Linked DNA regions of Homo sapiens: region 1 is linked to region 2. Evidence: read pairs that join two places in POLR2A ChIA-PET (ENCODE). Cell type or tissue: PC-9. All regions are shown on one strand. Links, peaks and the distances in the headings refer to the core of each region. The heading gives the core; the rest is flanking DNA. Region 1 overlaps NFAM1 (NFAT activating protein with ITAM motif 1). Region 2 holds the start of LOC105377203 (a long non-coding RNA gene).

Evidence for each region. ChIA-PET counts read pairs that join two places held together with the same protein. Peaks named below come from ENCODE experiments on the same cell type or tissue, not always from the same donor. Only the 100,000 strongest peaks of a DNase experiment are listed, where the experiment ranks them.
Region 1: POLR2A ChIA-PET joins it to region 2 with 15 read pairs; 3 of 35 experiments call an interaction of 5 or more read pairs at or near these places.

What each region holds. Positions count from the first base shown.
Region 1 is chr22:42,372,527-42,382,552 of GRCh38, forward strand. NFAM1 (NFAT activating protein with ITAM motif 1) reads right to left here. Exons shown (of 6, transcript NM_145912.8): 6 at 7,881-10,026. Among named protein-coding and RNA genes, the nearest start is that of LINC01315, 8.3 kb to the left of the region's middle. In PC-9, for the core only: a CTCF peak has its summit at 2,331; a DNase peak (open chromatin) is centred at 2,375.
Region 2 is chr22:42,144,237-42,154,262 of GRCh38, forward strand. LOC105377203 (a long non-coding RNA gene) reads right to left here and starts at 5,264. Exons shown (of 3, transcript XR_938280.2): 1 at 5,043-5,264; 2 at 3,736-4,117; 3 at 1,216-1,302. It also overlaps the pseudogene CYP2D7 and the pseudogene CYP2D8P. In PC-9, for the core only: no CTCF peak of the experiment used is centred there; no DNase peak of the experiment used is centred there.

The sequences.
Region 1 (10,026 bases), core at 1,426-9,425, 230 kb after region 2:
GGCCGATGTGGGTGGATCACCTGAGCTCAGGAGTTCGAGACCAGCCTGGCCAACATGGTGAAACCCTGTCTCTACTAAAAATACAAAAATTAGCTGGGTATGGTGGCACGCACCTGTAGTCCCAGCTACTTGAGAGGCTGAGGCAAGAGAATCGCTTGAACCTGGGAGGCTGCGGTTGCAGTGAGCCAAGATTGCACCATTGCACTCCAGCCCAGGCGACAGACAGAGACTCCATCTCAAAAAAAAAAAAAAAAAAAATAGTGGGTGCTTCAATCATAGCTGCACATAGCTGCAATATTTCATTTGACAGAGTCAGATGGGGGACTTAGATGCTTAAGCTTATCTCTGTACTTTTCCATGTCTTCGAAATATTTCATTAACATCCACACACACACAAAAATGGCAGGGGAGAGGTTAAGTGTTTCTAAATTCTAGTTTGGGATTTATAAATGGCTTCAAATACCAGTGTGCCTTACTTTACACAGTGGAGAGGGTCTTAAAATTCTGCGTCAATTGAATCCCGTTGGCCTACCCAGTAAATCTTAACGCCTCTGATGCTCTAGCTTCATTTCTGATTGATTTTCCCTGGCAGAGGTACCAAATTCTTTGCTTTAAGTGTCAGGCTCTCTCTGTCAAGTAGTTAATGACCTATAAAGCACTTAAAACGTACTGGAGGAGATGCGATTTGGAGGCACCCTGCAGTGTATCCTCTCTTATTGTCGGTAATCACCCCTCATTTATTTGCTCTTATTGGTTTGGAATTTGCTATCAGGTTTTCCTAAAGCCAAGCCCACCAGGAATGGTCCAATTCTATGTGGGCCCAGATGGGTGCCGGGATTGGAACCTAGGGGCAGTGGGCAGCCAGTGTGGCCTCTTTCCTCACGAGCCCTTCGGCTTGGGTGCCCTGGTCATCTCATGGCCACACATTCAGCGGCTCTGCCTCTTGCCAGCTGAGTGATCTTGAGCATTCAGTGCCCCCCTCCAAGCCTCACTTTCCTCTTCCACACTGCCCCAGAGCTGGTGCCTGCCCCTGAACAACTGGAAGATGACTCCAGCCTGGTGAAGTCAGTGCTGGGAGCCGTAGAAGAGGCCCAAGGTCAGGGTGAGCATGGAGGTCATGACCGAGGCAAGCTCCAGGGTCAGAGGTCATAGGAAGCATCCCCAAGGAGCACAAAACAGGGTGGGCCACTGACCTCGGGGCAGAAGAGCCTCTCAGAGAGGGGCCCAGCCTGGGAGGCAGAATAGGCTCTTCTAGGAGGGAAAGTGTCTTCATTTTCTTTTCTTTTTTTTTCCTTGAGACGGAGTCTTGCTCTGTCGCCCAGGCTGGAGTGCAATGGCGCAATCTTGGCTCATTGCAACCGCCATCTCCCAGGTTCAAGCGATTCTCCTGCCTCAGCCTCCTGAGTACTGGGACTACAGGCATGCACCACTACACCCAGCTAATTTTTCTATTTTTAGTAGAGACAGGTTTCGCCATGTTGGCCAGGCTGGTCTCAAACTCCTGACTTCAGGTGATCCACCTGCCCTCAGCCTCCCAAAGTGCTGGGATTACAGGCGTGAGCCTGGCCAGTGTCTTCATTTTCTATGGCTGCTGTAACTAATCACCACAAACCTGGTGACTTAAAACAACACACGTTATCCCTATTGAAAAGCCGGGAGAAAAAAGAAAGAAAAAAATTATTTTTTAAAAACCCACAACACGACACACATTTATTTTCTTACAGTTCTCAAGACCGGAAATTCAGAATCAGTTTCAACAGGCAGAAACCAGGGTGTTCACAGGGCCACGTTCCCTCCAGAAGCTTTGAGGAGTATCCGTTTCCTTGCCCTCTCCTGCTTCTGGGGCTCTGTTCCCCGGCTGTGGCCTCTTCTTCCATGTTCAAAACCAGCGGCGTACCATCTTCAGACCTCTTTCTCTGCTTCCATCATCACACCACCTTCTGCCTTTGGTCTGTAATCTCCCTCTGCATCCCCCTTTATAAGGGCGTTTGTGATTGTAATGATCCAGGATAACCTCCTCATCTCCAGATCCTTAATCACATCTGCGGCGCCTTTGTCATATAAGGTAACATTCACAGGTTCCAGGATTAGGATGTGGATATCTTGGCGAGGGTGGGATTCTTCAGGCTACCACAGAAAGCCACCAACCAAAGTGGTTCAGATCATGGATTCTGAAGCCACTGCTGGGGCCTGAATCTCAACTGCACCATCTGCCAGCTAGGTGACTTTGGGCGAGTTGTTATATCTTTTTAAGGCTCAGTTTCCTCATCTGTGAAATGAGATCAATGCCTACTTATTGCCACAGATAAAAACTGAATAGGCATTTAACCATCTGACAGGTAGAGGGAGTTTCATGCGCCAGAGCCTGGACCTTGAAAGAGGCCCCAGCAGGGCCCTTCTGTAGGAGGAAAGGAGGAAGGGCAGGAAAGGGTACGGGCAGGGCAGGCTGGGTGGAGGAAGAAGCTGAACCACGTCCCAGGGAAGTGTGTGTGTGCTCTGTCCTAAGGGTAATGAACAGGGGACAACAGAAAGTGTTTAAGTAGGGCAATTTTTTTTGGTTTATTTTTGTTTTGTGTTATTGAAATGCAATTCACATATTATAAATTTACCCTTTTAAAGTGTACAATTCAATGGATTTTAGCATATTCAAGAGGTTGCGTAACCATCACTGCTGTCGCATTCCAGAACATTTCCATTACCTCATAAAAAATCCCCATACCCATTAGCAGTTCTTTTTTTTTTTTTTTTTTTTGAGACAGAGTCTTGCTCTGTCGCCCAGGCTGGAGTGCAATGGCGCTATCTCGGCTCACTGCAAGCTCTGTCTCCCGGGTTCACGCCACTCTCCTGCCTCAGCCTCCCAAGTAGCTGGAACTACACGGACCCGTCACCACGCCCGGCTAATTTTTTGTATTTTTAGTAGAGGTGGGGTTTCACCGTGTTAGCCAGGATGGTCTCGATCTCCTGACCTCATGATCCGCCCACCTTGGCCTCCCAAAGTGCTGATTACAGGTGTGAGCCACCGTGCCCGGCCAGCAGTTCTTTTTTTTTTTTTTTTTTTTTGAGACAGAGTCTCACTCTGTCGCCCAGGCTGGAGGGCAGTGGCACCCTGTCGGCTCACTGCAACCTCAGTCTCCTGGGTTCAAGCAATTCTCCTGCCTCAGCCTCCTGAGTAGCTGGGATTATAGGCGCCCACCATCACGCCCAGCTAATTTTTATATTTTTAGTAGAGATATGGTTTCACCATGTTGGCCAGGCTGGTCTCGAACTCCTGACCTCGATGATCCACCTGCCTTGGCCTCCCAAAGTGCTAGGATTACAGGCGTGAGCCACCGTGCCCGGCTGTCTGGATAATTTTTGTATTTTTAGTTGCGATAGGGTTTCACCCATGTTGGCCAGGCGTGGGCCACTGCGCCTGGCCCCCATTAGCAGTTCTAAAGCTCTCTGCAACCTTGAACTCCAATCTTGAGCTCCAGGCTTGAACCCAGGAAGAAGGCAGGGGTGCCTTGAGCACCACAATGACCATCTCTATTTCTGGAACTGGTCACTTGGCTGTGGGTCCTACCCTTATCCCTGGGACTCAGCTGCACAGACTTGTCCCAATGGGTCAGGAAGGACAGCAGCTCTCCTGACTCCACCCCCGTCACATGACATGCCAGGGTTCCCCACCCATAAGGGGCAGGAGATTGTGGGGCTGCTGGAGGAAGTTGTGGGGGCATTTGAGGCTGAGTGCTGGCTAAGCAGCAATGGCTTATGCCGGTAATCCCAGCATTTGGGAGGCCAAGGTGGCAGGATCGCTTGAGCTCAGGAGTTTGAGACCAGCCTGGGCAACACGGCAAAACCCGGTCTCTATGAAAAATACAAAAAATTAGCCAGGTGTGATGGTGCGCACCTGTAGTGCCAGCTACTCCGGAGGCTGAGGTAGAGGACCGCTGGAGCACAGAGGTTGAGGCTGCAGTGAGCTGTGATCGCACCACTGCACTCCAGCCTGGATGACAGAGTGAGACCCTGTCTCAAAAAAAAAAAAAAAAAAAAAAAACCAAACCGAAAACACATTAAAATTTTTCTTTTTGGAAAACCATCCAATCAGCCAGAGAGACACAGAAAAAAAGGAGCTTCTCCAGTGCTCCCCACACACCCCCGCCACCACCCCTGGCCGGGCTCTGTTCTGCTGGCTACTTGGGGGAGTCTCAGGCCCTGAATGATCAGGGACATGTGGCCTGGCCTAGAGGCAGCTGAGGCAGGAGGGAGGCCATCTGGTGAGGCGAGAGGTAGCGGTCAGGACATTGCTGAGTCCGCTGAGGCATCCCCTGGCAGTCACAAGGGCTTCTGGGATCAATTAGCAGAACCACCCTAACAGGGCTCATGGCCCCTGACGCAGGCACGTGTCCTCAGAGCCTCTTGACAGCCTTGGCAGCCAGGAATTGAAAGGAGGTGGGGGAGGGGGATGTCGGCCTTTCCCCTGTGCCTGGCCTCGCCTCCAACAGCTCAGCACAGAGCCTCCCCGCCCTCCCCATTAGGCGGAGGCTGCCGGCCTTCCAGAGCCTGCACTTCTTATTGCCTTGCTTCTCCTGGTGTTGTGGGTGCAGCAACAGTCTGCCTCAATTTTCACATATGTAAAATGGGTCATATACTAATTAAAGATCACTTCCTGGAAATAAAAAAAAAAATTATCCCTTTTTCACTAAGAACAGGTGTTGAATCAACAGCAAAGGAAAAGACTCCTTTATTTTTTGAACAAACAGCTCCTAAGCCCCTACTGTGAGTCAGGCACAGACAAAGAGAGACAAATGAGGTGTTTGCCATGCTTGGGAAACACGGGAATTCTGGGGGGAGATGGATGTGTGTGAACTGATTCAGTTTGAAGAGGTCAAAGAAATGAGAGGATTCAGTAAACTGCTTGGTGTGGGAGGGGGCTTTAAGGAAGACTTCACAGTGGAGGTAGCATTTTTTTTTTTTTTTGAGATGGAGTTTTACTCTGTGGCTGATATCTGTGGTATGTGCCACCACACCCGGCTAATTTTTGTATTTTTAGTAGAGATGGGGTTTTGCCATGTTGGCTAGGCTGGTCTCCGACTCCTGACGTGAGGTGATCTGCCTGCCTTGGCCTCCCAAAGTGGTGGGATTGTAGGCGTGAGCCACTGTGCCCAGCTGGAGGTAGCATTTGAGCAGGAATTCCTCAGGCAAAGAATAGGGTGCAGGTCCTCAGGGCAGGGAGAATGGTAGGAGCCCAGACTCAGAGGTGGGGAGCTCAGCATCTTGGGGAACAGCAGCCATAGATGGAAGCATGAATGGAGCTGGGGTGACTTTGGGCCAGTAGGAGCCAATCAGAAATGAGCTGGTGGACTCCATGAAGACAGGACTGTCCATTTCTTATTCCAGCCACAGCACTGGGCTTGACACATAGTTGGAGCGGGACAAATGTTGTTAAAAGAATGAAGGATGGCCAGGTGTGGTGGCTCACACCTGTAATCCCAGCAATTTGGGAGGCTGAGGCAGGCGGATCACTTGAGGTCAGGAGTTTGAGACCATCCTGGCCAACGTGGTGAAACCCTGTCTCTACTAAAAATACAAAAAATTAGCCAGGCGTGGTGGCACTCATCTGTGATCCCAGCTACTTGGGAAGCTGAGGCAGGAGAATTGCTTGAACCTGGGAGACAGAGGTTGCAGTGAGCCAAGATTGCACCACAGCACTCCAGCCTGGGTGATAGGAGGGAAACCCTGTCTCAAAAAAAAAAAAAAAAAAAAAAAAAAAAAAAAGCCAAGCATAGTGGCTCACACCTGTAATCCCAGCATTTTGGGAGGCCGAGGTAGGTGGATTTCTTGAAGTCAGGAGTTTGAGACCAGCCTGGCCAATATGGTGAAACCCCATCTCCACTAAAAATACAAAAAAAATTAGCTGGGCCTGGTGGCACGTGCCTGTAGTCCCAGCTACTCGGGAGGCTGGGGCAGAAGAATTGCTTGAACCCAGGAGGTGGAGATTGCAGTGTGCCCAGATCACACCACTGCACTCCAGCCTGGGCCTCACAGAGAGACTCCATCTCAAAAAAAAAAAAAGAAAGAAAGAAAGAAGAAAAGAAAAAAAAAAGTGAAGGAGTGGTAGGAGTGGTAAGAGCCCTGAATGTGAGACTAAGGGGTTGAGCCCCGATCCTATGGACAGTGGAAACCACTGTGAGTTTTGGTATAGGGTGTGAGGTAGGGGTCATGTAGAGGTTTGGCTCTCCCAGCACCAATTGTTGAAAAGACTGTTCCCCATTGAATGATGGTGGCCCCCTTGTTGGAATGAATTGACCATTACCATAAGGTATGGCAGGCTTTTGAGAGAGGAATCATGTGGTCAGATATGTATTATAGAAAGATCAGGTGAGACTTGTTTGGACTGGGAATGGCTGGGAGGAGGAGGGGTTGGAGGGAGGCTCTTATGGGTGGACTTGATGGCAGGGGGACAGAAGGGGCATCTGGGGAGAAGAGACATCCCTGGATCAGCCCATGGCGGGCAGCAAGGTACAGGGCTATGTCCTGAGCCAAGGCCAGGATCTGGCCCACTTGGGCCTGTGGAACTCACTGGGGGATGGGGATGGGGCAGTCAAGGGAGAGACAGAGAAAATGCCCCCACTCCTCGGCCCCTCAAGGTCCTCAAAGTGGTAAAATAAAACCCACTCCAGATATAGCCATTTGCAAAGTCAGTTTTCAGGTAATGAAAGGATTGTAATGGAAAAACAATGCCAATTACAGCAGCATTATCCGGGATTATAAAGCTTCTAAGAGGCGGCTCACACCTCCAGGCATGCTGTGCCTGGGAATTTCCAGGGTAGACTTGGGATCAGAGCATACAGGCTGCCAGGATCCAGGCCTCACAGTGGGCGTGGGCTGCTGGGGAGGCCCAACCCCTGGGGCTCTATGGATCTGCCTCCATTTCCCCAAAGAGATAGAATACCGGGAGGCAGGAGGACCCCCCCAACTTCACACACACACACACACACACACACACACACACACACTTCTGAGAAATTGGATAAGAGGAATGTGAGGCTGCCAGCCCATCTCTGAAGGAAACCTGTTCTTCTGTGGGCTTCCCTACTCCTGGGGACACCACATCCCTCCATGGCTCTTTCTGCCTCCCCCATCACCTCCCCTACCTGGCCTTGGGGACAGCAGGACTGCACACATGCCCTTGGGGACAGCAGGACTGCACACACGCCGAGGCAGCCCAGCGTTGCTCCTCCTGGGCTGTGTGACCTGGAGCCAGTCAGCTGTTCTGAGTGGTAGCTTCTGCTTCGATAAAATGGGGAGATCACCCCTGCCCACCATCACAGACCTATTTTCAGGATTAAATGAAATATTCTAGATAAAGAGTCCGAGGAATAGAAACCAGTCCAACCTCGGGGCCTGGCGATTTGGTGGTGACTGTTAGAACAGTGAACTTCTATGCACTGGGTCCCAGGAATCCCTCCTCATTTCCCATAGGGAAAGTTTTGCAGATGTGTGTGTGTACAAGGATGTTCCCTGCAGCCCCTTATGTGAGGTTGAAAAATCATAAACAACTGAAAAGGCCTTCGATAGGGGGCCTGATTAAATTAGGATCCATCTGTCCTGCAGGATCCTTTGCTGTAATTGGAGTCTGGCAGCTCCTGTGTGCTGTCTCCGGCAGATCCCACCACGTGGGGCTGCATCAACAAAGCAAGTGCAAACAACACCTACAAAATGAATGCATCGCGGCTGTTCGGAAGCCCGCACGGCGCTCCACATTTTACATGTTCACAGGTAGACACCTAGATGCCATAAAAGCAGCGACGAAGAAAACACTCCCAAATGACCCGATTGGTTACTACTGGGGAGGGGACGGGTATGGAGGCTGGGAGGTGGCAGGTGCATCAGAGGAGTTTCACTTTGCTGTAGTTTTAATGTTTCACTGTAACATATGCTTCTGTCACCCACATATGTCACCTCCAGACACACACAAAACACACGCCAACACCAAGTTCAGAGAGTCTGGCCTGACCCGCGCTCAGTCAAGGCTGAGGCCATCATTCTGACCACAGGTCAGGGAAGGGAGACTGGGGAAGCCCCCTCAGGTGGACAAATGACATCCCCTGGCATTGCAAGGAATGGAGTGACGCCACTCAGCCTGGCTGGACTGAGCCAACGGCCCACCTCTCCTGCATAAGCTGTCTGCCAAGAAAACTATTGAACTACATAAAAATCCATCCCTGAAATCCCAGAGGCATCTTTAGAATGGAGCATGGACTTTACATTAGAATGTGCTTTAACAAAAAAAAAAAGAGAGAGAGAGAGAAAGAAAAAGGAAAAGCAGGTTTTGCCTGTAACTTGAGTTCAGGTTTGTGACACTGGGTGGCCAAAGAGCACTGCCTACCCTGGCCGAGGCCACCAGGCTCAGTTCCTGCAATATTGGCTGTGAAGGGAACCCCAGCCACACCGGGTTCAGCGCAGAACCAGCACATGTTCCCATGGAAACTCTGCTGCCAGAATCCCCTGGAAATGTTTGCTGAGGAGGGGCCACCGTTTACCGCACCCACTGCAAGTTCTGGACTGGTGGTAGAGGCTGGGCACAGACTGACCTCCAGAAGAAGTCCATGGGCCCTCTGCTAGGGTGGCACCAGACTTCCCTGGTCCCACAGGACAGCCAGTGGCCTCCTAGCTTAGTTCTGGGCCCCCGCCTGCAAGCACACGTGGCAAGGAGGGCTTCAGCAGGCTCGCAGAACCGAGTGGCAAGGCCCCTGCTCCCAGAAGCTGGTTTCCCAGGATGATTTTCTCAAGCAAGTGCTGACAGAGCAGGAGTCAAGCGGGGGTGGGGTTGGAGGCTGAAACCCATTGAAGGGGTCAACTTCCTAGAGGCAGGCAGGGATGCCTGGGGGTGCCAGACGTGGCTGAGATGTTTCTGCAGAGGGGAGGTTGGGAAGACCTAGGAGGGCAGGGCAGGCTGGGCCGGGAGAGATGGTGGGAAATCCCACCAGGTCAGGGGCCAGTGGGCAGAGGGAAGCATCAGCTGAGACCCAGAGACAGGGCTGCCCTGCTGCGGTAGGGCCCAGGGGCAGGGGCCTGCAGGGGCTGCCTGGGGCTTCCCTTCCCCACCCTAACTCCAGTCCCCACTCAGGACTGCTCACATCCGTCCGTCCTGGAAGGTCCACAGCTCCCCTTCACCTAGGCCTCACCTACTCCACTCAAGCCACCCCATCCCCCTTAGCTTTTCCCCTCCAGGCCCATTCATTCAGCTCCTGCTAAGCCAGCACCCTCCTTCCCTCACCTCTCTGCTTACCTTGCTCCCACCCCCAGCTCTGGGCAGCCCTGGCCTGTCCATCTGATCGTGCTACCCCGTAGGCACTCCTTAAAGGCATGGCTGCAGAGAGCCTGGGCCCAGCTCCCAGGGAGGCCTGCCTCTCACTTAGACTCCTCTGTACTGCCCCAGAAGCCTATTCCTTCTGAAGGACGAGTCTTGAAGGAAATGCACACCCACTGAGCTTCTGCCTGAGCCAGGGAGTCCCCTTCTGTCCTTTCTGAGACACTGAGTAGTGTTTGTTTGTTTGTTTATTTGGACAGAGCGTGCTCTGTAGCCCAGGCTGGTGTGCAGTGGTGCCACTTCGGCTCACTGCAACCTCTGTCTCCCAGGTTCAAGAGATTCTCCTGCCTTAGCCTCTCGAGTAGCTGGGACTACAGGTGCGTGCCACCACACCAGGCTAATTTTTGTATTTTTAGTAGAGACGGGGTTTCACCACGTTGGCCAGGCTGGTCTCAAACTCCTGGCCTCAAGTGATCCACCCGCCTCGGCCTCCCAACATGCTGGGATTACAGGCATAAGCCACTACGCCTGGCCTGAGCTGTCTTGACTGTCACTGCAAACTGAGGCTCAGGTGGCCAGTGACTTGCCCAAGTCCACAAGGCTGTGGGAGGTGGAGCAGGGATTCAAGGGAGGCCCTGAGGCCACCCAGCCTGGGTGGGTCTCAAAAGCAATTTTCTTCTCTTCCCTCCTCCACCCATTCATAGTGGAAAGCAAGCCTGCACCCCAGGAGC
Region 2 (10,026 bases), core at 1,068-9,067:
GGGGCATCCTCAGGACCTCTGCCGCCCTCCAGGACCTCCTCCCTCACCTGGTCGAAGCAGTATGGTGTGTTCTGGAAGTCCACATGCAGCAAGGTTGCCCAGCCCGGGCAGTGGCAGGGGACCTGGCGGGTAGCGTGCAGCCCAGCGTTGGTGCCGGTGCATCAGGTCCACCAGGAGCAGGAAGATGGCCACTATCATGGCCAGGGGCACCAGTGCTTCTAGCCCCATGGCTGCCTCACTACCAACTGGGCTCCTCTGGACACACCTGGCACCCCCACCCCACCAGGCACAGAGGACCAGGCAGGACACTCTCGGCACACCGAGCGCGTGACCCTTCCCTTATAAAGGGAGCTGATGATGGCCTTCGCCCTCTGCTGTGAGTGAACCTGCTGTGTTGACTGTGCTGCCAGTGGCAGAGTCAGGCCAGGGCAGGTATGGGCTGCTCCAGAGGTCCTTGCCGCTGCTTCCTGCTCCAGGCCCTTACCCAGGGTAGGGTGGTAGAAAGGCCTGGTCGGAGAAGTCACCCCCTCTCCCCACTCCAAGCTCCCCAAGCCCACACAGGCTTCTGGGATAACCAGGGTCTCAGTGGACCCGGCCATCCACCTCCCAGCTAGGCTCATACACCCTAATGTAGTCACAACCCCTCCTCCAGAACATGACCTTGCCCTTTCCCTACCCCCACCTGCCCACTCCAGAGTGACCTTCAGCACCCTTATCTGTCACTGGCACTTACCTGGGGCCTTAGAGCTCCTGATGATGAGTGGCATCATGGGCCTGGTCCCTTCACTTCACCTTGCACTCTTGACATGCACAGACGCTATGCACACACCTGATGGTGCACAGATCTCTTGTCCACTCCCAGACACTTGTCCACTTGTTCACACTTGCAGGGACACGATTACACATGCAGAAAATCACCCACACAAAGACAATATTCACACATACACAGACTCACACTGACACTCAGGGCACACATTCTCTCTCACACACACCAGTCACACACACATACAGACCCGGCACCAAGTACCCCACTTCCCAGCCATGCCCGAGGTTTCCTGGATGGGACCTCTCCTGTCCAGAGGCTGCTCCCGGTGAGCCTCAAAGCTGTCACATGGATCCCAGCTCAGCCCACATTCTGGGCTCTGGCCGGGCCATGACTTCCTGTTTGCAACAGGGCTGTTCCCAGAGCTCCCAGTTGGTAGCCTGAAGGCCGTTGCCCCAGCCTGTGACAGCATCCTCCAGGGCTGCCTGAGGGTCGTCATTCTCCACTGCTTCCTGGCCTCCATGTTTCTGATTAGAAATCTGGTGGAAACATTATGGAGGATCCTTTATTTAGGATATGTTGCTTTTTTATTTTTATTTTTTCTTTAGACAGGGTCTCACTCTGTTGCCCGGGCCGGAGTGCAGTGGCAGGATCATGGCTCACTGCAATCTCAACATCAAGTGGACCTCCTGCCTCCCAAGTAGCTGGGACTACAGGCACCACCGAGCCCAAATAATTTTTTTTTTGAGACGGAGTTTTGCTCTGTCGCCCAGGTGGGAGTGCAATGATGCGATCTCGGCTCACTGCAACCTCCACCTCCAGGGTTCAAGCGATTCTCCTGCCTCAGCCTCCCAAGTAGCTGGGATTACAGGTGCCCACCACCATGCCTGGCTGATTTTTTGTACAAGAAGTTTATAGAACACCAAGCAGATTTAACCCAAAGAAGACGACCTCAAGGCATCTGATAATTAAACTCCGAAAGGTCAAGGATAAAGAAAGGATCCTAAAAGCAGCAAGAGAAAAGAAACAAATAACATGCAGTAGAGCTCCAATACATGACATGGGGCAGCCACCTTTCCAGTGGAAACCTTACAGGCCAGGGGGGAGTGGCATGACATATTTAAAGTGCTGAAGGAAAAAAAACTTTTAGCCTAGAATAACGTATCTGGCAAAAATATCCTTCCAACAGGAAGGAGAAATAAAGACCTTCCCAGACAAACAAAAGCTGCGAGATTTCATCAACACCAGACCTATATCCCACAAGAAATGCTAAAGGGAGTTTTTCAATCTGAAAAAAAAAAGGATATTAATGAGCAAGAAGAAATCATCTAAAGGTACAAAACTCACTGGTAATAGTAAGCACACAGAAAAACAGAGTATTATAATACTGTAATTGTGGTGTGTAAACTACTCTTATTTTAATTAGACTAAATGATGAACCAATCAAAAATAATAAGTACTTTTCAAGACAGACAGTACAGTAAGACATAAAGAGGCCGGACCCGGTGGCTCACGCAGGTAATCCCAGCACTTTGTAAGGCTGAGGTGGGTGGATCACCTGAGGGCAGGAGTTCGAGACAAGCCTGGCCAACATGGTGAAACCCCATCTCTACTAAAAATACAAAAAATTTAGCTGGGCATGGTGGTGGGCGCCTGCTACCCAGGAGGCTGAGGCAGGAGAATCGGTTGAACCTGGGAAGTGGAGGTTACAGTGAGCTGAGATCGTGCCACTGCACTCTAGCCTGGGCAACAGAGCAAGACTTTATCTCAAAAACAAAAAAAGAGAAACAACAAAAAGTTAAAAAGCACTAAGATGAACTTAAAGTGTAGAGTTTTTATTAGTCTTCCTTTTGCTTTATGTTTGTTTACACAATCAGTGTTGTCATCCGTTTAAAATAATGAGTTATAAGATAATATTTGCAAGCCTCACGGCAACCTCAAATCAAAAAGCACACAATAAGTGAGACTGTGTCTCAAAAAGAAAAGAAGAAAAAACACACAATGGATACACACACACAAAAAAGCAAGAAATTAAATCATACCACCAGAGAAAATCACCTTCATTAAAAGGAAGACAAGGAAAAAAAAAAAAAAAAAAAAAAAAAAGAGAAGACCACAAAACAGTGAGAAAAGAAATAACAAAATAGCAGGAGTAAGTCCCTGCTTAGCAATAATAACATTGAATGTAAATGGACTAAACTCTCCAATACAAAGACACAGAGTGGCTGAATGGATGAAAAAGCAAAGCTCAATGCTCTTTTGTCTAGAAGAAACACACTTCACCTGTAAAGATACACATGGACTGAAAATAAAGGGATGGAAAAAGATACTCCATGCCAATGGAAAACAAAAAAGAGCAGGAGTAGCAATACTTAGACAGAACAGATTTTAAAACAAAAACTGTAAGAGGAGGCCGGGTGTGGTGGCTCACGCCTGTAATCCCAGCACTTTGGGAGGCCAAGACGGGCGGATCACGAGGTCAGGAGATTGAGACTATCCTGGCTAACATGGTGAAACCCCGTCTCTACTAAAAATACAAAAAATTAGCCAGGCGTGGTGGCGGGCGCCTGTAGTCCCAGCTACTCAGGAGGCTGAGGCAGGAGAATGGCGTCAACCTGGGAGGCGAAGCTTGCAGTGAGCCAAGATCGCGCCACTGCACTCCAGCCTGGGTGACAGAGCGAGACTCCGTCTCCAAAACAAAACAAACAAACAACAACAACCAAAAAAACTGTAAGAGGAGACAAAGAAGGTCATCCAGCAACAGAATATAACAATTGTAAATACATATGCACACAACACTGGAGCACGTAAAGCAAATGTTATTGGAGCCCAAGAGAGACGTTAACGCAATAACAGCTAAAGACGTCAACACCCCACATTCAGCATTGGACGGGTGTCCCAGATGGAAACCCAATAAGAAAACATTAGACTTAATCTGCACTACAAAAGAAATGGACCTACTAGATACTTACAGAACACTTCGTCTAAAGTCTGCAGAATACACATTCTTCTCCTCAGCACATGGATCATTCTCAAGGATACACCATATGTTAGGTCACAAAGCAAGTCTTAAAACATTACAAATGTTAAAATAATATCAAGCATCTTCTCTGACCACAACAGAATAAAAGTGGAAATCAACAACAAGAGGAATTCTGGAAACTATACATACACGTGAAAATTAAACAATATGGTCCGGAATGGCCAGTGGTTCAATGAAGAAATTAGGAAGGAAATTTGGCTGGGCACAGTAGCTTACACCTGTAATCCCAGCACTCTGGGGGGCTGAGGCAGTCAGATGACCTGAGATAGGGAGTTCGAAAGCAGCCTGGCCAACATGGTGAAACTCCGTCTCTACAAAAAATACAAAAATTAGCAAAGCATGGTGGCATGTGCCTGCAGTCCCAGCTACTAGGGAGGCTGAGATGGGAGGATTGCTTGAACCCAGGAAGTCAAGGCTGCAGTGAGCCCTGATGGCATCACTGCACTCCAGCCTCGGTGACAGAGCAAGACCCTGTCTCAAGAAAACACACACACACACACACACACACACACACACACAGATGCTCAAACTAATATCATTTTGCTGTTAGAGCCAAGAGGGGTGGCCTGTGTAGTAAAAAGTGGGGAAGTCATTCCTTGCACAATGCAAGCCACTGGACCAAGAGTCCAAACTGACTCTTGACAGGAGGCTGGGAGATATCTGCTAAGGCCTTGGAATGTCCTGCCTGAAATAGTGTCTTTGTACATAGCTAGGGCCTTGGACCGTACAACACAGTTTATGCCAACAATGTGATCGAGGGTGGGGCCGTCAGGCCTGTATCCATCTGACTTCAGGAGGGGCTGGAGACTGAGTAACTGAGGTCAGCCATGCTGCGGGGGCTCAAGCCTAGGATGACCAACTCCCAACAAAAACCATGGACACCAAGGCCCAGGTGAGCTTCCGTGGCTGGCAGGGCTCTCTGCTGCCTCACTTACTGTTGGGGGAGAATTAAGCACTGCCTGTAGGAGTCCACCAGAAAAGAGAGCTGCAGCCTTGGCCTGGTCATTCTGGACTCTGGTCCCTGTGCCTTTCATCTTTGCTGACTTTAATCTGTACCCTTCTCTGTAATAAACTGTTAACAGGGAGAATAACAGCTTTTCTAGGGCTGTGAGACCTTCTAGAAATCACTGAACCTGAGGGTGGTCTGGGGGAGCACAACACAGTCTCCCACCCTAGCCAGGGAATGGGTTGATTCTTGGCATATGCCTATTCATATCCACCCCAGCCAAGACTTACGCATGGACTTTGTCACCAAGCCAGGCAGCCAGTGATGGGTCTCTGGGCGTGACGTGGGGGCAGGCTGTTTCCTGCTGAGAATCACTATGCCTGTATCTCAAGTAAAGTCAGGCGTCCAGGTAAGAGTGAATGAGGTGAGGCTGGTCTCGGTGGCTCACGCCTGTAATCCCAGCACTTTGGGAGGCTGAGGCTGGTGGTCACGTGAAGTCAGGAGTTTGAAACCAGACTGGCCAACATGGCGAAACCCATCACTACTAAAAAGACAAAAATGAGCCGGGGGTGGTACCCGGTGCCTGTAATCCCAGCTACTCAGGAAGCTGAGGCACGAGAATCGCTTGAACTCTGGAGGCGGAGGTTGCAGTGAGCTGAGATTGCACCACTGCACTCCAGCCTGGGTGACAGAGTAGGCTCCATCTCAAAAAAAAAAAAAAAAAAATGAATGAATGAGGTGAGGGGTGAGGGGTGAGGGGTGAGCACTGACATCAGGCAGGTGACTGACGACCCAACACAACCAGGACCTTGGCAGGGGCCCAGACTGGATACAGAAACCAAGTGGGAGCCACTAGACTAATTTATTGTACAACAGGGTCCCAGCTGAGGAGCAACTCTAGCGGGGCACAGCACAAAGCTCATAGGGGGATGGCGTCACCAGAAAGCCGACGACACGAGAGTGGCTGGGCCGGGGCTGTCCGGTGGGCACCGAGAAGCTGAAGTGCTGCAGCAGGGAGGTGAAGAAGAGGAAGAGCTCTATGCGGGCCAGGGGCTCCCCGAGGCATGCACGGCGGCCTGTGGGGAGGGGAGGGGCGTCAGTGAGCCTGGCTCCCGGGTGATACCCCTGCAAGACTCCACGGAAGGGGACAGGGAGCCGGGCTCCCCACAGGCACCTGCTGAGAAAGGCAGGAAGGCCTCCAGCTTCACAAAGTGGCCCTGGGCATCCAGGAAGTGTTCGGGGTGGAAGCGGAAGGGCTTCTCCCAGACGGCCTCATCCTTCAGCACCGATGACAGGTTGGTGAAGAGCATCATCCCCTGGGCAGGAGATGCAGGGTGAGAGTGGGGACTGGACTCTAGGATGCTGGGACCCCCAAGCACACAGGGGACACACACTGCCTGGCACACAGCTGGACTCTGTCAACTAGTCCTGTGCCCGAGAAGCTCCAGAGCACCCTCTCCGACCCCATGGCAGGGCGCAGTCACACCTCCTGGGAGCGCCCACGCTACCCCCTCTCCCTACAGGTATTGGGGTCCTCCAACATTCTGGCAGGTCCTGGTCTGCCTTCCCCACTAGACTGGGGCTCTGGATGGACAGGCCAGCCCTGCCTATACTCTGCACCCCACACCCAGGCTGGGACAGTCGATGTGGTGGCATTGAGGACTGGGTGGCCAGGGTTCCTAGACTGGGCCCACCTGGCAGTGGCCATGCTGGGGCTATCACCAGGGGCTGGTGCTGAGCTGGGGTGAGGAGGGTGCCAGGCCTACCTTAGGGATGCGGAAGCCCTGTACTTCGATGTCACGGGATGTCATATGGGTCACACCCAGGGGGACGATGTCCCCAAAGCGCTGCACCTCGTGAATCACGGCAGTGGTGCAGGGCATGCGAGCCTGGTCACCCATCTCTGGTCACCACACCTGCCCTATCACGTTGTCGATCTGTTGGACACGGCCTGGACAGACACGCGTCCCCACAATGGGTCAGCACCCAGGGGACCAGCCCTGACACTCTCCTGCCTCCTGTGTTGGAGGAGGTTAGGCTTACAGGAACCTGGCCAAGCCTGTGCTTGGAGTCCCGGGTGTCCCAGCTAAGCTCAGGGGCCCCCACCTGTACCCTTCCTCCCTTGCCCCCTGCACTGGGCCCCAGCTGGGCTCACGCTGCACATCCGGGCGTAGGATCATGAGCAGGAGGCCCCAGGCCAGCGTGATCGAGGTGGTCACCATCCCGGCAAAGAACAGGTCAGCCACCACCATGCGCAGGTTCTCATCATTGAAGCTGCTCTCAGGGTTCCCCTTGGCCTGAGCAGGGCTGAGAGGGTACTCAGGGGACAGAACGGGAAAGCCCCCAAATGACCTCCACATTCTGCACCTGTCAGCCCAGGTGCCACTTGCCAAGTGATCCAATGGACCCACCTTTTGCCTGCCTCATTCCTCCCGGACGCTCAACCCACCACCCCTGGTCCCTACCGTGTCAGCCACTCTCACCTTCTCCTTCTCTGCCAGGAAGGCCTCAGTCAGGTCTCGGGGTGGCTAGGCTGGGTCCCAGATCATTCTGTGCTCGGTCAGCAGCTCATCCAGCTGGGTCAGGAAAGCCTTTTGGGAGCGTAGGACCTTGCCAGCCAGCCCTGGGATGCGCAGGAGGAGGGGGACAACATTCAGCATCTACAGCTGACACAGAACGGGGTCTCAATCCCTCCTGTGCTCTGCGTTCACCTGGACCAGTCTCAGGCCCCAGCTGCCTCCAGGGAAGACCCAGGGCCTACCTGTCCCCACCACTCACCTCCCCAAGTCCCTCCCCAAGTGCCAGCCTCCACCCTCTCTCCTTGCCCTGGGCTGCCAGAGGAGAAACCTAAAAATCAAAATCTCCAATGTGGACAGGAGGCACAGGGTCCTTGGCCTTTCTTGGTGCCCCCTGACCCGGGCACACCTCTCCCACGACCGTATCTGAGATGTCTCCTCCTCCTCAAGGCCCTTCCTCTAGCAGTGAGCTCTTCTGGAATGTCCTTTCCCAAACCACTCTATGCAAACCCTGCTCCTTGGAGGTCCGGCTGCAGTCCCGGCACCTCTCAGGAGCTCGCCCTGCAGAGACCCTGCGGTCCCTCGCTCCACATCTCTCACAGAAAGCCCAGCTCCTCCTTCAATCCCTTCTGAGCTAGGTCCAGTAGCCTGAGGAAGCGAGGGTCGTCGTACTCGAAGCGGCACCCGCAGGTGAGGGAGGCGATCACGTTGCTCGCCGCTTTGTTCAGGAGGCCGTTGGGGTGAAAGGGGCGTCCTGGGGGCGGGAGATGCGGGTCAGGGGTCGCCTTCCCAGTCCTCCACCTTCCCAGTTCCCGCTTTGTGCCCCTCTGCCCATCACCCACTGGCTTGGTCGGCGAAGGCGGCACAGAGGCAGGCGGCCTCCTCGGTCACCCACCGCTCCAGGGACTTCTTGCCCAGGCCCAAGTTGCGCAAGGTGGACACGGAGAAGCGCCTCTGCTCGCGCCACGCGTGTCCGTAGTGTGCCAGAAACACCCCTGGGGGCGGGACGGACACATGGGCGTGGTCATGGAGGCCTTGGCCCCGCCCTCCGCCGCCCACTCCAACCCTGTGCTTTTCCTGGTCTCCCGCAGTCCCTGGCCCTGTCCAGCTGGGCACAGGGCCTGCTCTTTGCTCACTCACCTTGCTTGGGTCTTGGCCCCACCTTGGCTCTTCCGACCCTGACTGCCTTTCCACTCAGGGAAGATCCCGCCCGTCCCGCCCCGCCCATACTGAGCCCACAGCAGAGTCCATCCCGGCTTCTAGACACCCGCTTCCAGCTGGGAAAGGCGCCAGCTCCGCCCACCCGGTTCCTGGTGGGTCTCGGCAGTTGCCCCGCCCACTCACAAGCCCCTCTTCCTCCCGCCCACAGACTCGCACCTCCCCAATGGAAGTGGTTTCCTGGCTCGCTGTCCCCAACCCACTCACTGGCCCACAACCCCGCGCCCTCTCAGCCCAGCTTGGGCTACGGTCACCGCCCACCCAGGACCCACGGAAACGCAGTCTCTGTCCCCCACCGCCGCTTGCCTTGGGAGCGCGGCCCGATGCCCAGGACCTGGTAGATGGGCGCAGGCGGGCGGTCGGCGGTGTCCTCGCCGCAGGTCACCAGAGCCTCACGCACGGCCGCCAGCCCATTGAGCACGACCACCGGCATCCAGGCCAGCTGCAGGCTGAACACGTCCCCAAAGCGGTGCCGCAGCTGTAGAGGGAGGGTCAGGGCCTCCGTTGGGTCAGGGCCTCCATCAGGCCAGGGTCCCCCCAGACTGCAGGTCCTAGTCCTATTTGAACCTTAGACGACCCTCGGGGCTACCAGGAGTGAGCAGGTGGAAGGAGGAGACCCAGCCTCCCGATCCTGGGGCGGGGATGGGGTCACACCTTCTGTGATGGAGGAACTCAGTTTGGATGCGTCACCCAGGTATGACCTTGCAAGAGTCACCAAAATTGCCGAGAGGCCCCAGTTAGCATCCCATTCCCAGATGATGGTCCATGCCGGTGAGCAGTGAGGCCCGAGGACCCACAGTGCAAAAGGTTTGAACCGGGTCCACTATATCCCTTCATCCTTGATTTCTAACTTACTCATTTATTTAGACCATGTCTGGCTCTGTCACCCAGGCTGGAGCGCAATGGCGCGATCTTGGCTCACTGCAACCTCCACCTCCCGGGTTCAAGCAATTCACCTGCCTCAGCCTCCCATGTAGCTGGGATTACAGGTGCCCACCACCGTGCCCCGCTAATTTTTGTATTTTTAGTAGAGGCAGGGTTTCACCATGTTGGCCAGGCTGGTCTCGAACTCCTGACCTTGTGATCCCCCCACCTTGGTCTCCCAAGATGCTGGGATTACAGGTGTGAGCCACCGCGCCCAGCCGTTGATTTTTTTTTTTTTTTTTTTTTTTTTTTTTTTTGAGACAGAGTCTCGCTCTGTCGCCCAGACTGGAGTGTAATGGTGTGTTCTCAGCTCACTTCAAGCTCTGCCTCATGGGTTCATGCCATTCTCCTGCCTCAGCCTCCCAAGTAGCTGGGACTACAGGTGCCCACCACCTCGCCTGGCTAATTGGTTTGTATCTTTAGTAGAGACGGGTTTCATTGTGTTAGCCAGGATGGTCTCGATCTCCTAACCTCATGATCCGCCCGCCTTAGCCTCCCAAAGGGCCGGGATTACAGGCGTGAGCCACCGCGCCCGGCCTGATTTCTTATTCGTTTATTTAGACATTGTCTGGCTGTGTCACCGAGGTTGCAAGGCAATGGCACAATCTCCACTCAC